Regions from separate parts of the Homo sapiens genome. Here region 2 is linked to region 1. The links are chromatin contacts, found by Hi-C or POLR2A ChIA-PET in ENCODE. All regions are on one chromosome and are shown on one strand. Each heading gives the region's core, a stretch centred on a gene start or an enhancer-like site at or near the end of the contact. The rest is flanking DNA. Distances are from core to core; before and after follow the strand shown. Region 1 holds the start of ZKSCAN5 (zinc finger with KRAB and SCAN domains 5). Region 2 holds the start of GPC2 (glypican 2).

Region 1 (4,531 bases), core at 606-3,105:
GCTCAGCAGATGGTTCACTCCTCTCCTTCATTGCTCATATAGCTTCTCTTTGACTCACCTGCTGTCTGCGTTCCTCAAGTTCTCGCTGTATATTTTCTATCACGGCCACCGCCTCTTCTCCACTTTCAGGGTGATGTTCCCTCACCCAGGGCTGGAACTCTTCAGGCAGGATGGTCAGGAACTGCTCCAGCACCAGCAGCTCCAGGATCTGCTCCTTCGTGTGCAGCTCGGGCCTCAGCCACTCACAGCAGAGCACCCGGAGTTGGCTGAGAGCCTCCCGGGGTCCTGAAGCCTCATGGTACTGGAAGTGCCTGAAGCGCTGGTAAAAAGTCTCAAACGTTGGCGGGTTGTACTCCTGCATCCAGGTGCAGTCTTCTTCTTCCACCTTCACTATGAAAAGGTCTTCCTGCTCCTGGGAAGTCTCAGCTGGGGGGTCTAAGTCTATAACTTCTCGGGATTCGGTCATTATCATTCCAACTCAGAGGGAAGTCTTCGAGGCTGGCTGTGTTACACTGAAACAATTGTTTTTCTGCTCTTTAATATCTTCTGAAGGACACTTTCAGTAGCATGCAACCTACTGATGTATTGGGCATCATTATTAGCAAAGACAGATGGCAAAGAGGTCATCTATACTAAAGACGACCACTCAACAAAGTAATTTACTTAAAAATAGGTACTACAAGGTAGCCATCACTTCACCCACAAAATGATAATAAGGAATAACCCCAACATTTTAAAAGTGTAAAAGAGAGCCATACAAATCTGACATCAGGCCCAACCTAAAACACAGTTTTAGAGTGAAGAACTTTACATTCCATATAAATAACGGGACGAGACTAACTAGTCCAGACGCAGCCGCTCTTTCTCTCTACCATAAGACGAACTTAAGTCGGAATAAGGGTGAAAATCATTATAATGGTCAAAACTGAGCCTGTTCTCTAAGCTACAAGAGCTTGACAGGCCAAGGGGAGACTCCATCGGTCCCAAAGAGAAGCAGCGTTTATAAGGTACAGATCTGGACCTGGATTCCTCAGAATGGCCCCTGACCCCGAGATACAGAGACTGTGGCCCGGTCAAGGTTAGGGACAGGACCCCCGTCCAGTCACGAAGCCCCTGCCCCCTCCCCTCAAGGCCCCACTCTAGGGGAGCTCTCCTGGAACATCAAGCTCCCCGCAGCCGAGGCTGGGAAGATGCGGTTCTTCCCACGGAGAGAAACCGAAGCCGACACTCCCCAACACTTCCTCGCCGGAAGTAACCAAGTCCAATCTTGCCCTGTCCAACGGGGTTAAACCGTTAGATCCCACCCCCCCCCGAAAGCACTTCCGCGTCCTCTCTAGGAATCCCGGAGGACCTCACCTCGCACGGGGGGCGGACCAATCGGCGGGGAGATGGGACGCGGGCCCCGAGTCCCAGCCCACCCTCAGTGACTCGGACGTCTCCAGGGCCCCCGAAGCCGCTCGCACAGCATCACCAAAGCGGGGAGGCAAACGGAGCCACTCTCTCCCCTGCTCCATCCCAAAGCCATTCAAACAGCCCAAGCTCCTCCCCTTTCCGTGGGGCGGGGAAGGGGGCGGGGCCTCCAGAGTTGGGCTGAGGTTGCTCGTGTCTGATTGGCCGGGGAGCTTGCGCCTTCCCCCACCCCCAACGCTCTGCGCCCCGATTTGAAGTAGGTCTGTACCTTGCTGACAGCCCGCAAACCTCGCTTATGTTGAATTTGGGGCCCTTAGGTTTTCTTCACCCGCATCCTCGCTACTCTCACCACCCACTTTCCAAACAAACCCACCTCTTGACCACCGCAGTCGGCTCAGAAGGCCGACATCTTCAACGTCACACCCGCGAGTCGCAGGGGCCAGCTGTTCCCGGAACTACATCTCCCAGGAGGTGGCGCGCGGGACTCGCCGGTTGGCCAATGGGGGGCGGCTCTCTTTGCAGCCTCGGTCTCGCGAGCCTATCAGAAGGTGGCAGGGCCCGGAGTCGTGTCCTCGGGAGCCAAGGCTGGAAGGCTGGGAGTGGGCGGAGGGAGCGGGGCATCCCTTTGAAGAGAGGGGCGTTGCTTACGCAGGGCTTCCCTGGCCAAGGGGGTCTCGTCCTTAATGATACCTCTCTTCAGCCAGGCGCGGGGTCCCACGCTTGTAAGCCTAGCTAGTGGACAGGCTGAAGAAGCAGGATCGCTTGAGCCCAAGAGTTCGAGACCAGCTCGGGCAACATAGCGAGACCCCTGTCTATTAGAAATACCCTCCCTTGGCCGGGCTCGGTGACTCACACCTGTAATGCCAGCACTTTGGGAGGCCGAGGTGGGTGGATCACCTGAGGCCAGGAGTTCGAGACCAGCCTGGCCAACATGGTGAAACCCCGTCTCTACTAAAAATACAAAAACTTAGCTGGGCGTGGTGGCGCGAGCCTGTAATCTCAGCCACTTGGGAGGCTGAGGCAGGAGAATCACTTGGACCCGGGAGGCTGAGGATGCAGTGAGCCGGGATCGCACCATTGCACTCCAGCCTGGGCAACATAGTGAGACCCCATCTCTTAGTAATAATCTCCCGTTTTTGTTTTGTTTTGTTTTGTTTTTTGAGACGGAGTCTCGTTGTCCCCCAGGCTGGAGTGCAATGGCACGATCTCGGCTCACTGTAACCTCTGCTCCCAGGTTCGGGCAATTCTCCTGCCTCAGCCTTTCGAGTAGCTGGGATTACAGGCACACTCACCACGCCCGGCTTATTTTGTATTTTTAGTAGAGACGGGGTTTCCCCATGTTGGCCAGGCTGGTCTCGAACTCCTGACCTCAGGTGATGCGCCCGCATCGACCTCCCAGTGCTCTCCTTTTCATATGGTGCTTTATAGTTTCCAGGCCCCAGCCCTCCCCTCCCCCTACGCCCCGCGCAGTTTACAAAGTTGATGGGCAGGCAGGAGAAGAGTTACTGTTGCCACTGTTTTACAGGCGCGAAGGAAGGAACTGCTGTGAAATTGCAGCATCTGCAAAAAGATGAGAAGATATTTAGAAGTTAAAGGTCTCTTTTCAGGGAGCCCAAAATCTTGCATTTTAAGTAGCTTCCTATCTAGGACCAAACCCCCGGTGAATGTTTGCAATGCCCGTATTTTGTGTGTTAGTGAGTTGGTATAGAATTTTGCACCTATGGCTTAATTTTGTTGCTCGTATAAAGTTGTTTAATGTCTATGAAAGTTGTTCCAGATGGGCATGGTGGCTCACGCCTGTAATCCCAACATTTTGGGAGGCCGAGGTGAGAGGATCACTAGAATCCAGGAGTTGAAGACCAGCCTGGCCTTTTTACCCCGTCTCTACAAAAAATAAAATAAAATTAGCTAGGCATGGTGGCACATGCCTATAGTCTCAGCTACTCAGCAGGCTGAGACTGGAGGATCACTTGAATTCAAGAGGTTGAGGCTGCAGTGAGTTATGATTGTGCCATTGCACTTCAGCACCTCAGTGACAGAGACACCCCGTCTCAAAAAAAAAAATGTTTGGTGGATACCCATTCTTTTCTAATATATTTACCTCCATTTAAATGATTTATTTATTTGTTTGTTTATCTATTTATTTTTTTGAGACGGAATCTCACTCTGTCGCCCAGGCTGGAGTGCCGTGGCATGATCTCGGCTCACTGCAACCTCCGCCTCCCGGGTTCAAGCGATTCTCCTGCCTCAGCCTCCTGAGTAGCTGGGATTACAGGTGTGTGCCACCACACCTGGATAACTTTTTGTATTTTTAGTAGAGATGGGGTTTCACCGTGTTACCCAGGATGGTCTCCATCTCCTGACCTCGTGATCTGCCTGCTTCGGCCTCCCAAAGTGCTGGGATTACAGGCGTGAGCCACCGCAACCGGTTTGAATTATTTATAAACACCTTTTGCATTTCAATAATTTATTTCTTAAATAGATAACACATTTGCATGAGTCAAAATTCAATAAGGCACTTAAGGTCTTCCTCTCATTCTCATTCTACATTCATTTTTCTCTCTAGAGATAGCCAAGATGACTAGTTTCCTTTTTTTTTTTTTTTTTTTTTTTTTTTGAGATGGTTTTGCTGGTTGCCTAGGCTGGAGTGAATGGCACGATCTTGGCTTAGTGAACCTCTGCCTCCTGGGTTCAAGTGATTCTCCTGCCTCAGCCTCCCGAGTAGCTGCGATTACAGGCATGCGCCACCATGCCCGGCTAATTTTGTATTTTTTAGTAGAGACGAAGTTTCTCCATGTTGGTCAGGCTGGTCTTGAACTCCCGACCTCAGGTGATCCCCTCGCCTCGGCCTCCCAAAGTGCTGGGATTACAGGCGTGAGCCACCGCACCTGGCTCCATAAGAGATATTTTTATGTCTAGTTATTAAACACACCTGGATTGATAAATAGTGTTCGGTTTGTTTGGGCGTGGGGTGGGGAGGGGGATTGCTTGAACCCAGGAGGCAGAGGTTGCAGTGAGCCGAGGTCAGGAAATCAAGACCATCCTGGCTAACATGGTGAAACCCCGTCTCTACTAAAAATACAAAAAATTAGCTGGGTGTGGTGGCACGCGCCTGTAATCC
Region 2 (4,531 bases), core at 625-3,124, 670 kb before region 1:
AGCAAGGTACACACCAGGGCAGCTTCAGACACAGCCCTCTCTAGAGGCTTCAGAAGTGTAAACTGCCTGCTGCAAGGGAATTTAACTCATAATTAAAAAAAAAAAAAAAAAGGCAAGGTGCCCAGGGTGGCTCAAACCTGGAATCCCAGCACTTTGAGCAGCTGAAGCAGGAGGACTGCCTAACCCTACGAGTTCAAAATCAGTCTGGGCAATATAGCAAGATCCTGTCTCTACGAAAAAACCAAACCAAAACCAAAAAAACTAGCCAGGTGTGGTGGTGCACCTGTAGTCCCAGCTACTCGGCAGAATGAAGCGGGACGATCGCCTGAGCCCAGGAGGTCGAGGCTGCAGCGAGCTATGACTGCACCACTGCACTCCAGCCTGGGAAACAGAGCGAGACTCTGTCTCAAAAAAAAAAAAAAGTAATGACAAATAAATAAAATAAGGCAAAGAGTGGACCTAAAGCACCAAGGGATTACAGACACCAGAAACTGGGCAGTGGGTTTGGAATTGCTCTCCAAAAGCCGAGGCGTGGTGCACAGTGCTCCCGCCTATAATCCCAGTACTTTGGGAGGGCGAAGCGGGAGCATCGCTTGGGTCCAGGAATTCAAGATCAGCCTGGGCCACATAGCAACGCCCTGTCTCTAAAAAAAAAAAATTAAATGGAAAAAAAAAAAAAAGCCAAGCAAGGCAGACAGCAGGGCAGCTTCAGACGCACCCCTCTCTGGAGGCTTCGGAAGTATAAACCGCCCTCTGCAAGGGAACTTACAGGTTTTTTAAAATGAAATAAAAAAAATAAAGAAAGAAATAAGAAAAAAAATACAAGAAGACCCCAGGCTTTCGTTTCCAGAGGACTAGCACCTGATTCCACCTGGAATGGAACAGGAGGCTCTTAAGGATTTGGGGGTGGAGGCGCCATGAGAATAGGGCTGGAAACGCAAAAGGAGGAAAGGCAGGTGCGCGTTTCCTATTTTTCCAGAAGGTAAAAATATCTACGACTGCCCCTGGGGTAAGCGGCTCCAGGATAAAGAGCCTTCCAAGCGCTTAAGAGAATGGACTCTCAGTCTATGGAGGCCTGGGGAGAGGATTCTCCAGCTCTGTGGCGGAGGCCATTGGGGCACGGCCCGGGAAGGCTCCTAGTGTCAGGGCCGGGAGGGTCGCGAGAGGGCCTATTCTTGGGTCAAGGAGAAACCTGTCAGAGCCTGGAAGAGTGACTTCTGGCCGAGCAGGGTTCAGGGAAGGTCCCCACCTCAGGTCCCTCGGGTGTCTCTGGCCACCCCACCTTCCACACAGGCGCCCGCCGCTGCCCTTCCGGGGGCGAAAGATTCCAGAAAAGCGCGGGAACGTACAAGACACGCTGTGCGCAAGCGCAATCCCAACGGCTCGCCCAGGGCCAGTAGCTATCGCGAGGTTTGGAAGTGTGCGAGCTGATGCGCGCCACGTTTGAGTCACGCCGCTCCACAGCCTCGTGTGGCCTCAAGCTCTCAGGCGTCCTGCCCTCTCACGTGGGCTTGGGCACGCGGGCGGCCCGCTTTAGCCCCGCCCCCACCCAGGTCCCACCCCCGCTACCCTCAATCTCCTACTCCATTGGGCGGGTTTTGGACCAGACTGCTAGTAACCCCTTTAATCTGGCTTCTCAATTGCCATAGGCTAGGTTCCACCCAGGCCCCGCCTTTTGAGCCGGATCGCCACGCCCCCGAGGGAGACCACGCCCCTATTTCACCAACCTCCTGAGTGCCAGCCGGGTCCCGCCCCCCTGCCGAGCTTCCGCGCTACATTGGCTTAATTTCTTCCTTGCCCCCGCCCCTGAAGCCGGCTCCGAGCCATTATTGGCGGGGCCCCGCCTCGGGCCCCGCCCCCTGTCCGGCTCCCCGCTCCCATTGTCTCGGCAGATGCCGCCTGGTCCAGCTATCGTGCTCGGTATTCAGTTTTCCGGAGCAGCGCTCTTTCTCTGGCCCGCGGAGCGGTCCCGCGGCCGAGTACCGGATTCCCGAGTTTGGGAGGCTCTGCTTTCCTCCTTAGGACCCACTTTGCCGTCCTGGGGTGGCTGCAGTTATGTCCGCGCTGCGACCTCTCCTGCTTCTGCTGCTGCCTCTGTGTCCCGGTCCTGGTCCCGGACCCGGGAGCGAGGCAAAGGTCACCCGGAGTTGTGCAGAGACCCGGCAGGTGCTGGGGGCCCGGGGATATAGCTTAAACCTAATCCCTCCCGCCCTGATCTCAGGTGAGGAGAAAGAGGAAGACTAGAGAATTGGGGGTGGGGGGCGGGGGCGGGGCCTCCTCATCTCACAATAACTCTCTTCCTTTTCAGAGTGACCGTTATACTAATCTTTTCATCCCACAGTAATGTCTGTTCTCCTCCTGTAACTTCCTTACCGGGATCACAATAACCCTCCTATGCAAAGAATAGCGCTCTTACTCCATCCCCACCCCAGGAATCCCCTCCTCCTAATTAACACCCCCTATGTGTTTCTTTCTTCACAGCCATGTTCTCCTCGCTGTTTCTATTAGCCCCTTCTATGAGAATACTTTATTGCTCACCAAGTAACCCCACCCTTCCAAGCCCCATTCTTCATCCCCTAGAAGCTGTTCTCCAAGTCCCTCGAGGTCTGGGGTGTGGACATTGGGGAGGGTCACCTGAGGACACTCTGACCACTGACTTGGCCCTCAGGGCAGCTGTTAAATAGATGATCCCGTGGCTAATGGGAGTGAACTTGGGATGGGTCAGGAGACAATAAGGTAGGGGATAGGTTCAGGTAGGGAAGAGGGTGCAGACAATAGAAAAGAGACCAGGCAGGTAGAAGAGAAGGCATAGTCCCCAGAGATAGGCGGGAAATGGAAGGGATTTTAGGATATCACTTCCCACCATTCCTTCACGTCTCCTCTGTCCAGGTGAGCACCTCCGGGTCTGTCCCCAGGAGTACACCTGCTGTTCCAGTGAGACAGAGCAGAGGCTGATCAGGGAGACTGAGGCCACCTTCCGAGGCCTGGTGGAGGACAGCGGCTCCTTTCTGGTTCACACACTGGCTGCCAGGCACAGAAAATTTGATGGTGAGGACCTGGGGTCCCCAAACTCAGCTTCACAGCTCCTCTCGGTGCTTAGGACCCCAGCAAGGCTCCTGTCCCCACTCCTTACTCCATCTGTGAAGACTCCATCCCCTCCCAGCCCGCCCACCCCCCAGACTCTGTCTCCAGGGCCCTGCCCTCCCCCATTCCCTGTCTGCCCCATCTCTGAGAGTTACTCAGTTTCTGATTCACTTGTCTTTTCTCTTCTCTCCCATCTCCTCCTGCCTCTGCCTGTTCACTTTTCTCCCCATTCTTTGGCCTGACCTGCCTTCCACCTGTTCCCTGCATTTGCTGCAGAGTTTTTTCTGGAGATGCTCTCAGTAGCCCAGCACTCTCTGACCCAGCTCTTCTCCCACTCCTACGGCCGCCTGTATGCCCAGCACGCCCTCATATTCAATGGCCTGTTCTCTCGGCTGCGAGACTTCTATGGGGAATCTGGTGAGGGGTTGGATGACACCCTGGCGGATTTCTGGGCACAGCTCCTGGAGAGAGTGTTCCCGCTGCTGCACCCACAGTACAGCTTCCCCCCTGACTACCTGCTCTGCCTCTCACGCTTGGCCTCATCTACCGATGGCTCTCTGCAGCCCTTTGGGGACTCACCCCGCCGCCTCCGCCTGCAGGTGAGGGATCCTGAGGCCTGAGCTTCAACCACTTCTGACCTAGTGACCCCTGAACTGTGCACCACTCACCTCCAAACTGGCGTGCTCCAGTCACCTCTGACCTGGTGATCCCCCATCCTGCATTGAAGCCATTTCTGACCTGGTGATCCCTATCCTGAGCTTTACTCACCACTGCCCGACCCAGTGCCCCTTGGTCTTCTTGAAGCAGATGCCCCCACCCCTGCCACCTCCCATTCTGAGCCCTAGTTTCACACAAACACTCACCTGCCCTTAGCCTCCAGCCACCTTTGTGCCAACCCCTTCCTAATCGTAACACCTTGACTTCCTCTGGTTCAACTAAACAGGAATTGTGCATTCAATACGCAAAAGGCATTTTCTTTTATAGTATCACATTTAGTTGTCATCATAACCCTGTGAGGTAGACAGTCATGCCCTTATTTTACAGATGAGAAAACTGAGGCTCCCAGAGATTAAGCTTTTCAGCCAGTAAGTGGCAGAGCCGTGGCTCACACCCAGGTCTTCTGGCTTCAAGTTCAGTGTTAGTTCCGATACACAATTTCTCTCTCTCTAAGCCCTGTACAACATAATCCCTCCATCTCTTCCCAAGCCTTCCTTTGTTTTTCTTTAAGACTATAATTCCTGTGGGGGCTCTTGAACCTGCCTCTCTGTACCACCCAACACTCGACCCACTCTGAGAGAACCCCACACACCCAACCCTCACTGCTCTTGATGCAGTCTCTTGGCTCCAGTCTTGACTGACCCATAACAACCTTGTGGTTTTTCTCACCTTCTTTGCCTTCTCCCAGATAACCCGGACCCTGGTGGCTGCCCGAGCCTTTGTGCAGGGC

What was found. A loop is a pair of places that touch in the nucleus more often than their neighbours do. ChIA-PET counts read pairs that join two places held with the same protein, here RNA polymerase II (POLR2A). Pooled maps may share reads with other maps.
Region 2: a loop to region 1 is called in a pooled map, with 7 times the contacts of the local background. The contact joins the promoter of GPC2 here to the promoter of ZKSCAN5 in region 1. A Hi-C loop is called at or near these places in 1 of 37 single-sample maps with no recorded cell type and 4 of 50 pooled maps. POLR2A ChIA-PET finds 5 or more read pairs at or near these places in 2 of 52 experiments (CD4-positive, alpha-beta T cell and HEK293).

The regions. Positions count from the first base shown.
Region 1 is chr7:99,501,986-99,506,516 of GRCh38, reverse strand. It overlaps ZKSCAN5 (zinc finger with KRAB and SCAN domains 5), which reads right to left and starts at 1,855. Exons shown (of 7, transcript NM_145102.4): 1 at 1,784-1,855; 2 at 59-512. The coding sequence starts at 472. RefSeq lists enhancers at 1,189-1,268, 1,649-1,828, 2,219-2,268.
Region 2 is chr7:100,174,724-100,179,254 of GRCh38, reverse strand. GPC2 (glypican 2) reads left to right here and starts at 1,874. Exons shown (of 10, transcript NM_152742.3): 1 at 1,874-2,221; 2 at 2,890-3,048; 3 at 3,361-3,683; 4 at 4,490-4,531. The coding sequence starts at 2,056. It overlaps STAG3 (STAG3 cohesin complex component), which reads right to left and starts at 1,337. Exons shown (of 34, transcript NM_001282717.2): 1 at 1,250-1,337. RefSeq lists silencers at 1,563-1,612, 1,793-1,912.